Linked DNA regions of Homo sapiens: region 1 is linked to region 2. The links are chromatin loops, found by intact Hi-C in ENCODE. Cell type or tissue: CD14-positive monocyte. All regions are shown on one strand.

Region 1 (8,000 bases), 62 kb before region 2:
CACTGAACACAAGATTAGTAGAAGAGTGGGCTTCACTTGTGACTTTCTTGGTATTTGTGATTAGGCGTGTGCCAGTTTGTCTTTGCTTTGGCATTAGCTTTCCTCATATTTGAGAAGGCTTTCACGTTTCCTGTACACACACAGGAAGCAGTTTCACCCCTCCCCAAGAAAAAACTTATCTAAACCCAGCAAAACCCAAAAACTTCCAGAAAGTCTTTATCAAGAATTTAGTTCCTCATCCCCAAAGTTGTGTTAGTCTTATTTTGTAGTAATCATAAGCAGTTATTTAAACTGAACCAAGAATCTTTACTTTCTGTTGAGTGTTTTGGTGATTTTACCTCCATATATGTTCGTCTATTTTCGATTTAGAAGTAAAGATATTACGTGAAACTATTAGTAATGTTTCCTGAAACTTGATACTAACAGTTTGCTCTGTGAAAGTGAATTGTGTGACCAGTGTAATAGCACCTTATGTATATATGGTGGTTTTGCCTTTTAAAAGACTTTTTACCAGATGTTATCTTGACTGTTGGGCAATTTTCTGATGGCTAGAGAGGTGGTAATTTATGACCCAAAGCTTGCTCAACTTTGGATTAAAAAGTTTGGAGAGTTAAAATTTGTGTTTAATTACTTGGAAAAATCAGCAAATTATATTAAATTACCTAAAATTTCTCCTCAGTTGCTCCCAAATGAAGAAAGCTTTTTGAAATCTTGCCTTATGTCAGTGCTACAATTTTAAGCTAGAGTTGTAAAGTTTACCATAGAGTGTTTGAAAGTGAAATGTAGACTTCATGTGACTAAAATAATCATTGAAGGTTCGTTCATATTGGGTAATTGAAGAAAGATCTTATTTGTTAATACTGGCTACCAGCAGCCTTAGTTTGATTATTATTTTTTTATATGGAAACAAAATGATTTGGAAATATTGCACTGCGTAAGCCAGCTAGGTATTTAAAAAGTTAAGCTTTTGCTTTGAAATCCTACTTCCAGAGTACTAAAACGAGTGAGAATTGTTTATTGGTGATAATACCCTACGTTGAACACGTGAAATGGTGTGGTTTCTTTTGGGCATATATGTTTTGCTAATGTAGAACCATTTTGGTGTCTTGGCAATTGGTTCTTATACCAGAGCTATGTATCTTCTCTTCTAGAAAGCGATATTTAAAAGTTTGTATTACTGTTAAAACTAGGTTTTGACAAGTTACATAATTTTTTTTTGGTTTGGGGCAGATGCTCATATCTGATACATAGTGAGTAATAGCTTAAAATGTGTCTTTGTTCTTGTCAGTGAATATTCTTGTTTTATCTCCCCATGTTAGAAAAGTTTGTTTTAATTGATTTTTGGGGGGGGCCCAGTGAACTGGCTTAACATAGAATGAAACTGGCTTTCAGCATCAACTCTATTTTAAATAACATCCCTGTTCATTAAATAACCCCCTAATTTTTCTTGAGTGTATAACATTTCCAATGACAAGATTTGATTTTTTAATTTTTAAAAAAGCTTTCACAAAAAGCTTTTCCGTATTATCATTATCTATATTATTTGATAATATAGAGCCATTTCGACATCTTGGCAGTTGGTTCTTCTACCAGAGCTATGCATTTTCTCTTCTGGGTTTTTCACAAAAGCTTTTGCATGTCCGTAAAATGTTATGGACATGTATGGTTAAGGCTTGCATCTTGGCACCCATGTATTTGGGTAAAAAGATGCTTGAGGCCTGGCGTGGTGGCTCACACCTGTAATCTCAGCACTTTGGGAGGCCAGGGTGGGCGGATCACTTGAGGCCAGGAGTTCGAAACCAGCCTGGGCAACATGGTGAAACCCTGTCTCAAAAAACAAAACAAAACAAAAAAAAAACAGGTGTGTTAGTGCCACCTGTAGTCCAGGCTACTCAGGAGACTGAGGTGGGAGGATCAGTTGAGCCTGGGAGGTGGGGGGTTGCAGTGAGCTGAGATTGTGTCACTGCACTCCAGCCTGGGTGACAGAGTGGAGCACTGTCTCAAAAAAAAAAAAAAAGGTTTGAACTGTGACATCTGTCTGTCTGCTTGCTATCCAGTTATAGACAGCAGTTGAGGCAGCATGATACTGTGGAAAGATCCCCTGCCCATGAAACCATGAACAGAGGCTCCAGAATCTGGCTGATCTGAGTCTCAACAGGTTCTGTTGGCTGTGTGACTTTAGGTACAGTGATTTCACCAAACATCAGTTCCCTCATCTGTAAAATGAGGTTGATAGTAATTAGCATAGGAATCTTGTGAAAATTGAGATAATGCATGTACATTTCTTCATGGATTTCTTTCTCCTCCTTTTTTCTCTCCTCATCTTCATTCATGCTCATTCTGTGATCCTAGCATAAATATTTTCTTCAGAGAGGCCTTCCCCAAACCAGGTAGTCTTCCTTGGCCATGCATTCTTTTTTTTGGCCAAGCAGGACCATTTGTTTTTCTTTGCAACCCTTACTGCAAATATGATTATTCATATATGTTCTTATATATAATTGTTCATTAAATTTCATTTAATATAATTGTAAATTTAATTTCTCCATTAAATTTTAAAGTCCATTTGGACAGGAAGAAGTTTTTCTTGATCATGGCTGTAACTCCAGTGCCTGGCACATAGGGGGTTTAGATTCATAGAATGATAGAATGCGGAACCTGTATGTTGAATCCTTCCTGACTACCACTCCTTAGCCATGTCATCTTGGGCAAAACAGCTTCTCCTCGCTTCAGTATCCTGTATGCCAGATATAGATAGCACCGGCTGCCCTGCCCAGGATTTTGAGAATGTGAAATGAGACACTATAATGAAGTGCTGAAGTGTAAAATGCCATATAAATATAAAATGGCACAGTAGCAATAATCTCAGTAATGGGGTTATTCAGTAGGAAGCTCTATTGTGACTTAAGAGTATAGAATTTTAGCTTTGCTGAGTTGGTTGGTAGCTAATATTTAAGAGTTACGATAAATTTAAGCTTTCTTATATGTACCAGTTAGAATGTAGATGGGCCTGTTTCTGACTAAATACAGTGGCTTAAACGAGAAATTTATTTTTCCTTCATAAAACAACAGTATAACTTATCTAAGGCTGATATGGTGGCACCACGATGTGAGGGAGCTTGGTTCCTTCTGTCTTGTTGCTTTCCTGTGCTTACCATTTTCTTCATAGTACAAGGCAGTTTCTCACTACATCCACAGTCCAGGAATAGGATTTTGGGAAGGCACATTCCATCCCTTTAAAGACAAACCTGGAAGTTGCATACATGATTTTTCTTCATACCCTATTGGTCATAACTTAGTCATGTGGCCATGTTTAGATACAAAGGAGTCTGGGATATGTGGTCTTTGATAGGTGACTATTTGGCTGAAAATTTGGGTCTACTGAAGAAGGGGAGAATGGGGGATGATTAAACATTGCCTGTTACACTTCAAAATGTTTTGGGAGAAGCTTCCAGAAATAGACTTTGAAAATACAATGGATTGCATTAGTTAATAAGTTTATTTTCTGTATTTAATCATTAATTTTTTAAACTATGGTATGTGAATTCAAATAGACCGTTATGCAAAATATAAGTAAGTGGTCAGATTAGAAAAATGTAGCTATACTTTTAGTAGTGAAGGGATTTTGGGTCTAATAACAGTTATTTTACTGACGCTTTATTTTCTGATAGAAACATGGTTCTTGATTGCTGTGCTTGTATCACGTAAGCAATATTTGAAATCTGAGCTTTTGCATTTAGTGTTAATAGTCCACTGGACCAACTGAATGTCTTCTTGCTCATACCCTCAGCAAACAATGCTACAATAACACTCGCATGTTGTCAGGATGTCATAAAGATTTGAGTCACCGAACACTGCAAGAAGGATGATAGCAGAGATATTTAAACGTACATTTACTATCTAGTATGTTCCTCTTGAATTCCTGTGGATTTGAAAAAAGAGAAATATAAATATCTAAGATTCCCTTAAACTATGAAATATTATTAGCTCTAGTACAGACTTGGGAAAACTAATGGTTCCCAAACAGTCTTCTGGAGAACTTGTCAAAGTTAAGAGATTTCCAAGCTCAGATGCCTCTCTTTCTGTAGGTTTAGAGTGATGCTCTGGAATCTGCTTTCTTTTTTTTTGAGACAGAGTCTCGCTCTGTCGCCCAGGCTGGAGTACAGTGGTGCGATCTCGGTTTACTGCAAGCTCCGCCTCCTGGGTTCACGCCATTCTTGTGCCTCAGCCTCCCAAGTAGCTGGGACCACAGGCGCCTGTCACCACGCCTGGCTAATTTTTTTGTATTTTTAGTAGAGACGGGGTTTCACTGTGTTAGCCAGGATGGTCTCAATCTCCTGACCTCGTGATCCGCCTGCCTTGGCCTCCCAAAGTGCTGGGATTACAGGCTTGAGCCACTGGGCCTAGCTGGAATCTGTTTTCTTAAGGACTCCAGGTAATCCTGATGCAGTAGGAACATTTTGAGAAACACCAATAAAGTTCATTTCTCACATATTAGAGAAGGAAGTGGGTGCAGAGAAGCTGAGTGACTAATCAGTGCCTCAGAATAAGCAGGCCTGGGACTAGCATTGTTTTTCCTGACTCTTCGTTCTTTGTTCTTTCTACAGAAGAGGGAATAAAGGACAAGGTGTACAGAGTGCAGTGGGATTTTATAGGAATAGTTATCATCTTAAAGTAAGTATGTGGCTTTTAATGTGGGAGCTTATGTCTAGTGAATGGTTGGCCCAGTTGTCCTTTTTGCCCTATAGAAAAATAATGTGAATATTTAAATACTCAAGTGAATGTTTAAAGGTTAAGTGAATATTTAAAGGTGAAAAGCTGAAGGTTTTAAGTAAGGTTTTGTTAGTATCAGCACTATTGTGGGCAATGTATATACAGCATTAGAATAGATGTATAGGCAGCTACTTACTTGACATGATTAGAAGGAACAAAGGTAGTTCTTGTCCTCAAATTACTACTTTCCTTTTAGGTTGCTTGTAATTTTCACTGTTGGAATTCATTTCATTAGATTAAGATAAAATCTGGAATTCTCTAGTTTAAAATTTTAAAATTAGAATATTCCTAGAGGAATATTACTTTTTTTTTTTTTTTTTTTTTTTGAGATGGAGTTTCACTTTTGTCACCCAGGCTGGAGTGCAGTGGCACAATTTCGGCTCACTGCAACCTCCGCCTTCCGGGTTCCAGCAATTCTCCTGCCTCAGCCTCCCGAGTAGCTGGAATTACAGGTGCCTGTCACATACCCGACTAATTTTTTGTTATTTTTAGTAGAGACGGGATTTCACTATGTTGGTCAGACTGGTCTCCAACTCCTGACCTTGGCCTCCCGAAGTGTTGAGATTATAGGTGTGAGCCACCACACCCAGCCCTGGAGGAATATTCTTTACCTGTTATGAGGTTAACACTTTATTTGTATCAGTTATTATTATTAGATCTAGCCTGAAAACCCATAGCCCTAAATTGGAACAGGCATGCCTGTTTTTGCACCCAAAAGTTGCCTTTTGGCCCGCCAAGCCCCCCTCTTCCTATACCAATATAAACCTGAAACCGCAGGCCCCACAAGCAGACGAGGAGATGAAGAACAGAATGACAGAATGGCTTGGCAGAGAGAAGAGAGAGTCTGAGTGCTGGGAGGAGTTCCACTGGGAGTGGTCAAAGGGGAGAACAGCTGCTTAGTGCAGGTGTCAGTCCAGAAATCAGAATGATGCCTGCACTAAGAATGTTTTGGAAAGGAGGGAAGAACACAGTCCATGTGCCCTTTACTGAGAAAAATGAAGGGTATGTTTAGGCCAGGCGCAGTGGCTCATGCCTGTAATCGCAGCACTTTGGGAGGCCAAGGCGAGTGGATCACGAGGTCAGGAGTTCGAGACCAGCCTGGCTAAAATGGTGAAACCCCCATCTCTACTACAGATACAGAAATTAGCCAGGTGCAGTAGTGAGTGTCTGTAGTCCCAGGTACTTGGGAGGCAGAGGCAGGATAATTGTTGGAACCCTGGAAGCGGACGTTGCAGTGGGCTGAGATCGTGCCACTGCGACAGAGTGAGACTTCGTCTCAATTTTTTTTTTAAGGGTATGTTTAAGAAATATCACCTTGTGGTATGGTCATGGGAAGGTTCATGTGAGTATTCTCTGGTGGCCAGAGGTTGGTAGTGTTAGCTTGCTTCGATGGCTTCCTATCACTGAGAGTGTTGGTAATGGCACTGTGGGTAATTCTGCCTAGGACCCTGCGCTTGATTAACTACTGGACTAGAGGGAGTGTCCCTGTTTTCTTACTGTCTTATTTGTTAGGGCCCGTATTTGAGCAGTGTTATCAAACATATAAGGTACGGTTCTGATCATCTAGGATATTCTAGTTTTTAAAGAGATCCACAAGTAGTATATAGTTTAAAAAAACAAGCTCTGTGGAATGATAGCAGATCATTTCCCCCTTCTCATGTTCCATAATAATAACTGTTCAGTTTTTCCTACCAGAAATGTATGCATGTGTATATATACACACACAATTATATATATTATACTTTTAGTATGTATTGTGTTAGAAAACTATGTATGATTCCATTATTTTTAAGTGCATAGACAGGTGTGTGTGTGTGTATGTACACAGTGTCTGTGTATTTAAAATCCAAACCAAATGGGATCAGACATACTAAACACACAGTTTTGCAACTTAAGCTTTTTATTTATTTAGTTAGTTTTTGAGACGGAGTCTCGCTCTTTCCCCAAGGCTGGAGTGCAGTGGCGCAATCTCGGCTCACTGCAAGCTCCGCCTCCTGGGTTTACGCCATTCTCCTATCTCAGCCTCCCGAGTAGCTGGGACTACAGGCCCCTGCCACCACGCCCGGCTAATTTTTCGTATTTTTAGTAGAGATGGGGTTTCACCATGTTAGTCAGGGTGGTCTCCATCTCCTGACCTCGTGATCCGCTTACCTCGGCCTCCCAAAGTGCTGGGATTACAGGCTTGAGCCACCGTGCCCCGCATTTTTTTTTACTTGACCTATGTTAGAAATATTTCCATGTCAGCTCACAGAGCTCCCATTTTTTAAAATTTGGGACAGAGTCTCGCTGTCACTGAGGCTGAAGTGCAGTGGCATGATCATAGTTCACTGCAGCCTTGACCTCCTGGGTTCAAGCGATCCTCTCACCTTAGCCTCCTGAGTAGCTGAGATTATAGGTGTACACCACCACACCCAGCTAATTTTTAAATTTTTTGTTGAGACATAGTCTTGCTATGTTGCCTAGGCTGGTCTTGAACTCCTGGCCTCAGTGATCCTCCTGTCTTGTCCTCTCACAGTGCAGCTGTGAGACACTGCCCAGCCTCTATTGTTCTTAATGGTCGGAAAGTATTCTGTTCTATGGTTGTACCTCTGTTTAGTCAGACTGCATTAAAGGACATTTAAGTTCATATTTTTGCTCTTTTAAACAATGCTGGTGCGTACTTCCTTGCATGTATAGTTGTGTTCTGTGAGTATTGGCCATAGGATGTCTATTTATAAGGAAAGTGGCTGGTTCACCAGGTATATGGATATTTGAATATATGTTGCCATATTGTCTTCCAGAAAAGTAGCAGTAGTTTATGCTTTCACCAGCAGTGTCTGAGAGTGTATAGTTTCTCAAATCTCACCAACACTGTTGTTACCTTAGATTTTTGTGAATGTAATAGGTGAATAATGATGTCTAGTTGTTTGGATTTGCATTTCTTTAATTATGACTGAGTTTGAACACCTTAAGTTGTACTATAAGATTTTTATTTTAAATAACAAAATAATTCATTCTTCATCAGATGTATGTTATAGTTAAAGTATTTCCTGGGGGCCAGGCATGGTTTCTCACACCTGTAATCCCAGCAATTTGGGAGGCCGAGGTGGGCTGATCACCTGAGGTTGGGAGTTTGAGACGACCCTGACCGACATGGAGAAACCCTGTCTCTACTAAAAATACAAAATCAGCCGGGTGTGGTGGTACATGCCTGTAATCCCAGCTACTGGGGAGGCTGAGGCAGGAGAATT
Region 2 (8,000 bases):
AATGTGAGTTAGTTGATTCAGAAGAGTAAAGAATAGTCCAATAGTCCAGTAGTTAAAAATTTATGTCTGTAATCCAGATTTAAATACCAGTTTATCTTCTAGCTTTATAAACAGTCTTAATGAGAAGTAGGGGACAAAAAAGAAGCAGGATTGCCCTTAGGTTAGAGAATAGAAATATCTACTTGGCTTAACGTTTTTATGAAAGATGTCCAGCAAAACTGTGGTGGCAGCCTCACTTTAGAGAATGAGGTATTAAAAACTTGACCAAGGTAGTCATGCCAGACTTTTGAATATTTTTCCAAATAAGATGGCTTCAAATTGAAAAATTTTATCCACTTGATATTTTTCAAAACTATAAAGCTGTGTTCTATTTCTACCTAAAATATAAAATTGTTAGTATGGTATGATTTGTCATTTGAGATGATCTTGGCTAATACATTACTGGGCATAATAATGGCTATTACACATTGAGAGGATAGAGGCTGTTTCCGTGTCTCAAGCATCATTAACTGCAGATAAAAAAAAGTTAACAGTTATTCTAAAAATATTTCTTATAGGGGAGAAAATGTAATCAGTATATTGTATGTTTTAGTCTGGTGTGGTGGTGCAAGCTTGTAATCCCAGCTACTCAGGAGGCTGAGGCAGGAGAATAGCTTGAACCCAGGAGGCGGAAGTTGCAGTGAGCCGAGATCGCGCCATTGCACTCCAGCCTGGGCAAAAGAGCAAAACTCCATCTAAAAAAAAAAAAAAAAGTTAATGATTAATTGTATACTTAGAAAACTTACTTTCTTTACTAGGAATTCTAAATATATATATATATATATATATGTAATGAAGATTTTAGTTTAGTAAGTTAACTATTTTAAAACATGTTTAATGTTTAATTTCTGATTCTAAAAGTAGTACTTTTTGGTACTTTCCTAAACTCCATAATTTAAGTAACTTTAAAAAGAACTGATGCTAAGCTAAACATTTAAATTGAGGATTATCCCAGAGCATCTGTCACTAGGCAGATGATGTTTCCTTATGTCTCTAGTCCCCAAAGGAAAGTAGGAGTGCCAAGTTTTTAATATTTGTCCCTTTCAAGAAGGGGAAAGTTTTGTGATACAAAAAATGTTTAAGAGGTGGACCAGGAAACAGTCCCTTGACATGGAAAATGCCCAGGCTGAGTTAGGATTGCTTTATCTATATGGAGGGAATAAGAACCTGGGAGAACAAACCAAAATATTAAAGATTCATGAGTAAGAGTATGAATGAAATTGGCTTTAAAATCTTTCCCTTTTATTTCTCTCTTACCTTTATCCTTCGGAATTAAAGGAGGCTAATGCAGGTTCCAAGTAGTTCAAAAATGTACCAAAAGTTGTGAAGTTTAAAGGGCTGAGATTGAGTCTTTCAGGGAATGGATTAAATACTTTGGTTTCGACAGTGATTTTCAAACCTGTCTTAAGCCTTGACTCGTAGTGTGTAGATGATAGTATCGTGAATGATCCTGAGCTAATCTCATGAAAGCTTACATTTAAACAAATTTTCATATGGACAAGAAACCAAGAGACATTGATGTGTGACTAAAATATTGATTATTCATGGATTCTGCGAGAGCTTTGCTTTTTATCTGTGGGATCTTACGCATTATGTTTCTAAAAATATAGTTTCTTTGTTTCTAGGATGGGGGGGTTAATATTAGATTATTTTTAAGTTTCCTTCTAGTTTTAGAGTTATTGATCCTTTTTCTGACTTTTAGAACCTGACTTTTCCAGTCTTGGTTTCATTGGACTTTAACGGGTTCCAGAATTCCTGAGTAGAGAGAACATGGGAAGAAATTAAGGGACAGGTGTGGGTGATGGGTGCTTAGAGATGGTGGAAAAGTGGCTTCAGGAGAAGAGAAATTGTAGTGTTAGGGATAGGACCAGCATGCTCTTCTCTTGGAATCTGATGCTTGAAATCTACTCTGTCTTAATGAAATATACTTTACAAATGCTAGACGTCTTTCTGGAGACGTTTATAGACACTCTATGGAAAAATATCTAAAAATCATGAAATTTTTCATGATGTGGAATGAATCTGTACTCTATTTAGGAGGAGATAATTGCTAGGCTAGGTGGGACAAGTTGATCTATTTTAAAATAAAATTGTATCTTTTATAAGGCACAAATGGGAACTGTGTCTCCTTGACATGTTTCAAAGCATTTCTCTGAATATGTGAGATTAAAGAAACTCTCAACCACTCAGAATTGTCAGAACACTGATGTTCTTTAAAACTATCTTTGTAGCTGTTAGTATGTACTGACACAGTTGAAGTTTTTAATGTTTTATTCATTATTAGACATTTTGCATATGAATGTAATGTCTTTTATTTACAGTTACATCTTAACTGAACTTGGTTCCCAGATATGAGTATTATTTACTTGGTCTCAGTCTTCATATTTTAAGCTCTATAGGTTAATACTTAATTGGGTTTTATTTTAAAATTATTTTTGAAGCTATATATTAAAGTTTGTCGTAATAAACCAAATGTTAGTTTTCCTCCACCTGGGAATACTTGAGACTTCAGTGAGCCACGCTTTCTGTTATGCCCACCTCTTTAGTCTTTCCATTATAGAATAAACATGCTTTGTGTGATTTCTCTAAAATGTAATGTTTGAGAATCTATTTTAATGTATAGAAAGACATTTACATAATGCTTTTGAGTAGGTGGGGAAAAAAGTTGAAATGTTGATGGCAGCATCTGTTAGAAAAACTCACATGTCTATATAGTAAAAAGTTAAAATTACAACAAATGCACTACTTTAACTGTGTTCTGCATGTTATTCCATGGGATCGCCTTTGGAGTAAAGTAGAATATGTTTCTAGTCTTTTATAGTTGGTGTTAATTTTGTTCTAAACGTGAAAGTGTTAACAGCAAGTTGAAAATGTGACAAAGCTCAATTTCATTTCTTGTTTATTGCTTGTTTTCCTATTGGACAATTGGAAGTAGCTTTGCCCTGGCAACTAAAATAGGCTATTTGCATAACCTAGTTTGATTGGCTAGCATCCTGACTAACAGTTCCAATCATATGGTGTCGGTTTAGTGGTAGGCTATGCTAATTAGCCGCTGTTGCTGGGGTTCAGGGATGGTTTCTGTGTGCTGTTCTGCTGCATTGTGTTGCCTGGTGAGAGACATTGATAAATGAGCGTTTAATGATCTGCAGCAGTTCCCACTCACTGCGGGCAGGCGGATTTTAGAACAGAAGTGGAAATAAGGCTTTAATTGCTCTGTTAAATAACTGTAACCAAAATATGTGTATTACATTTTAGAAATTAAGTTGTATGAAATCTTAAATACTTCATAACACAAAAGGAAAATACTTTAGCTTTGTCTCTTAAAATATAACTCAGGTAGCAGCACTATGCACAGGTTTCCTAAAACTGTGAAACTGATCATTTTTTTCAGATCAGAAACAGTACCCTTGTAGTAAGTAGCATGCTTGATTTTTCTTATGACTTTGACCTTTTATAAAGATACACGTTTGTATTTAATAAAATGTTGCAAGCTTTTGGGCAGAATTTATCTTGTACTGCCTGTGTAGTCTAGCAAATAAGAGCATAAACTTGAATTCCCTGTTCTTCTTCTGTTGAATTTGAAGATCAGGTTGTTATTCACTACCTCCTGCTATTACTTTTCTAATTGAAGTCAGATGTTTTAACTGTTGCTTGTACCGTTATGTTGGTGTATGTGAAGTCTTTATTGGTACTGTCAGATGGTAGGTTCTGCAGAAAAAAAAATCAGTTCTTTGTTTAAGGAACATGAGGTGAAGAATAAATACATGTGACGTTAGATTAAAAATTCAAGATGACCATATGGAAAAGTGCTGTAAGGATTTATCTGGAAGGGTATAGGGGAAAAAATTCTAGGCCTTTTTATGATAGGGACATGGGAAATGGATTGAGAGTCTGGGAAAGGGTTAAAGAGGAAGCCCATAGAATTTGTGTTAAGGTTTTAAATATCACTTAGGTTTCAAACAGCTAGAGAGTAATAAGAAGAAAGAGCATTTTAGGGTGAGGAATAGGTGAGCAAAAGTAATGTTTCTGGTATTCAGTTGTCAAATGTAAGTGGTCACAGTGATCAAGGACTCCGGGGCCTTAGGTGTGTCAGTGCCCCAGCTTCCAGGCAGGCTTGTGTCATTCCCTTGAAATAAGACCTGGTGTCTTACTGTTCCAGCTAGCACCATTTCTGGCTTTTTGTCACTTGGTTTTGTTGGAAGCAGGGCTGTCCACTTTTTGTGTCTGATGGTTAAAGCATAGGACTCTTTTGCCTTCTTTTGTCCCTCCCATTGGCCCTAAAGCATTGAAACACGGATGCCAAAAATAATTCATGTGAATTTAGATGTTTGTATTAAATTTTCTGTAAAGTGTATCCCTTTAATTGTTCTGGCCTTTATTTAAGAGCATAGTAAAATTAGACAAGCTAACTGGACAATCTTACAGACTAGTAAAGAATGAAAACCAACATTAAACCATAACATTTGATTCTTAATCACACGTCCCCAGGCATATATACTGAACATGTATTCTAAAATAAATTTACAGAAATGCTTTATTCAACCAGTCAGAGGGGACCTAGATACAGAATTTATAATTTAACAGAGGTGGATATGTCTTTACATAACTATATGACATGGTGGAGTATGGAGTATCCATGCTGTAAGAGAGGTGGAAATTCAGAAGAGGGAGAAATTTTTGGATTGGGACTAGGAAAAGATTCTTGGCGAAAATGGTATTTCATATGGTCTTGAGGAATGGGCAGTATTTTAACAGGTGATGTTTGAAGGCTACAGGGTGTGGAAGATGCTATACCAGTTGAAGATGGGGGCCTGTTCGAAAATTGCATTTACTAAGGTAGATGGTAGAGGAGACTATGTTGTTGAGGGCCCTAAGTGGTGGATAGTATAGACTTTGAAGTTTTTCTTGTAAAAAGTGGGGGATTTTTGAATTTTTTACAGCAGTGGTTCACAATGTGTTTTTTAAAAACACATGCCCTCCATGAATGTTTGCAAGTTTCAAAATAGACATTTCTTTGATTTTTAAAATATGAAAATGTGGTATTGAGTAATTTCAAGGGGTTTTTGAGTTGCCATCATCTAAAACGAGATATGTTGTAGGAGAAGCAGATTTTTTTGTGGAGTGGAGGGAAGGGATTGATTGTACTTAGAGTCAGGTTTTGAATGGGTTAAAAGTTTTTAAAACAGCTTTATTGTGTTATAATTGGCCTACAGTAAACTTCACATAATTGAAAGTATACAATTTGATGGATTTTGACAAGTATTACTTGTGAAACTTTTACCACAAGTCAGATAATGAAGATTTATTACTTCACTTGTTCCAGAATTTTATATAAACAGGATTATATGTGTTCTTTTTGCCTGGTTTTAGTTCTTTTGAGAGTCATATGTGTTGTGATACCTATCAGTAGTTCACTGTTTTTATTGCTGAGTAGTATTTCATTGTGTGTATATACTTTGGTTTATCCACTTACCTGTTGAAGCACATTTGGGTTGTTTCCAGTTTTTGTCTATTACAAATAAAGATGCTATGAATATTGTTGTACAACTTTTTGTATGGACATATGTTTTTATTTCTCTTTATTTCCTAACATTGGAGTGACTCAATCATGTGGTGGGTATATGCCTAACTTTTAAAGAAACTGCTAAATGGTTTTACAAAGTAGTTGTACCGTTTTACATTTTCACCAGCAGTTCAGGAGAGTTTCAGTTGCTTCACATTTTGCCATATTTGGTGGTCAGCCTTTTTAATTTTAGCCATTCTAATACTTGGGTAGTGATATCTCATTGTGTTTCTCTGTGATTAATGTTGTTGAGCATCTTTGTATGTACTTTTTTGCCCCCTGTATGTCGTGTTTGGTGAAGTGTTTGTTCAAATCTTTTGTCATTCTTTTTTCGGTTATTGAGCTTTTAGAGTTTCTTATACATTTGATACAAATCCTTTATCAAATACATGATTTGCTAAGCTTTTCTCCTAGTCCATGGCTTGTCTTTTTATTCTCTTTAAAAGTGTCTTGAAGATCTGATGTTTTCAATTTTTATGAAGCCTAATTTATTCATTTGTTCTTTTATGAAAGCTGCTTTTGGAAAGTTTTTGCATAATTGTCCCATGATCAAAAACGTTTTTGCCTATGTTTGTTGTTGTTTTTTTCCCCACTAGATTTTACAGTTTTAGGTTTTATATTTAAGTCTGTGGTCCATTTGGAGTTAATGTTTGTTAATAGTGTGCTGCAAAGTATAGATCAAAGATCACTTTTTTTTGCAAATGGATATTCATTTATTGTAGAACCATTTGTCAAAAGGACTGTCCTTTCTCCACTGAATTGCCTTTGCACCTTTGTCAAAAATCAGTCTTCCATATATGTGTGGGTCTGTTTGTGGATTTTCCATTCTGTTCCATTAATCTATTTGTCCTGATACCAATACCATATTGTGTTGACCTTCTGTGGCCTTAATAATAATTAATGCAATCAGGTAGTCTTAATTCTACAACTTTCCTCTTATTCAAAGTTTTTATAACTACTCTAGGTCTTTTGCATTTTCATATGAATTTTCAAATCAGTTCGCTAATTTCTTCAATAAAGTTTGCTAGGATGTTGATTGGGGTTGTGTTGAATATATAGATAATTTCAGAAGAATTGATACTTTAACTGTATTGATTTTTGGACCCGTGCACATATATCTATTTAGCCCTTTCTCTCATTTTTCTAATTTTCAGTATGCAGTTTTTTCATGTATTTTGTCAGGTTTATGCCTAAGTATTTCATATTTTTGTCACTATTTTAAATGGCTTTTAAATTTCAGTTTCTGATATATAGTTACAGTACTAGCACATAGAAATACAATTGATATAAATATATCCTTGTATTCTGTGACCTTGCTAAAATCACTTAATAATGCAGCTTTTTGGTAGGTTCCATCACATTTTCTATCTAGATAATCACATTTCCTATGATGAGAGACAATTTTTCTGCTTTCCAGTTTGGTTACCTTGTATGTATTTCTTTTTCTTGCCGTTCTACATTGGCTCCAACCTCTATGGAATGTGGAATATATATGGAACATAGACTACAATGTTGAATAGAAGTAGTGAAAGAGGACATTCTGTTTTGTTCTTTATGTTAGAGGATCAAACAGTATGTTAGCTGTAGAGTTTTTTTGTCAGTGTCCTTTATCACAAGGGTCCCCAACCCCTGGTACTGTCTGAGGCCTGTTAGGAACTGGGCCGCACAGCAGGAGGTGCCGAGCACTACCACCTGAGCTCTGCCTCTTTTCACGTCACCTGAAGCATTAGACTCGCATAGACATGCACATGCAAGGGATCCAGGTTGCGTGCTTCTTATGAGAGTCTAATGCCTGATGATCTGAGGTAGAACAGTTTTTCATTCTGAAACCATATCTCCCCCCATGGAAAAACTGTCCTCCATGAAACCAGTCCCTGGTGCCAAAAAGTTTGGGGGACCGCTGCTTTATCAGATTGGGAAAGATACCTTCTATTTCTAGTTAATGAAAGTTTGTTTTAGGTCAAGTATGGATGTTGGATTTGTCAAATGTTTTTTCTGCATCTCCCGAGATTACCACATGGTTTTTATTTTTTAGTTAATTTGATGAATTGTACTGATTGATTTCTTAATGTTAAACTGATAATAGTGTTTGCTGAAATAAAGGTCACTTTGTTATGATGGTCTTTATTTTGATTGTTTGATTCAAATAGTTACAATTTTGTTTAGAATTTTTATATCTTATGTTCATGAAAGATATTGGGGTTTTATTGATTTCTGTTTTTCTGTTTTGTTGATTTCTACTCTGGATCCTTATTTTTGTTATTCCGTTGACTTTGATTTTGTTTGCTCCTTTTTTTTTTTTTTTTTTTTTTTGAGACGGAGTTTCACTCTGTTTCCCAGGCTGGAGTGCAGTGGTGTGATCTCGGTTCACTGCAACCTCCGCCCCCTGGGTTCAAGT

The links. Hi-C counts contacts between places; a loop is a spot of excess contacts. Peaks named below come from ENCODE experiments on the same cell type or tissue, not always from the same donor. Only the 100,000 strongest peaks of a DNase experiment are listed, where the experiment ranks them.
Region 1: a loop joins it to region 2, with 2.4 times the contacts of the local background. A loop is called at or near these places in 32 of 110 quality-filtered maps.

The regions. Positions count from the first base shown.
Region 1 is chr21:37,370,447-37,378,446 of GRCh38, forward strand. The region is part of intron 1 of DYRK1A (dual specificity tyrosine phosphorylation regulated kinase 1A); the gene reads left to right. Among named protein-coding and RNA genes, the nearest start is that of DYRK1A, 7.7 kb to the left of the region's middle. In CD14-positive monocyte, no CTCF peak of the experiment used is centred here; DNase peaks (open chromatin) are centred at 115 and 4,525; H3K4me3 peaks cover 917 bases; H3K27ac peaks cover 6,022 bases.
Region 2 is chr21:37,432,239-37,440,238 of GRCh38, forward strand. All of the region lies in intron 2 of DYRK1A (dual specificity tyrosine phosphorylation regulated kinase 1A), which reads left to right. Among named protein-coding and RNA genes, the nearest start is that of DYRK1A, 69 kb to the left of the region's middle. RefSeq lists enhancers at 1,836-4,117, 2,793-3,421. In CD14-positive monocyte, no CTCF peak of the experiment used is centred here; a DNase peak (open chromatin) is centred at 3,043; H3K4me3 peaks cover 1,208 bases; H3K27ac peaks cover 5,178 bases.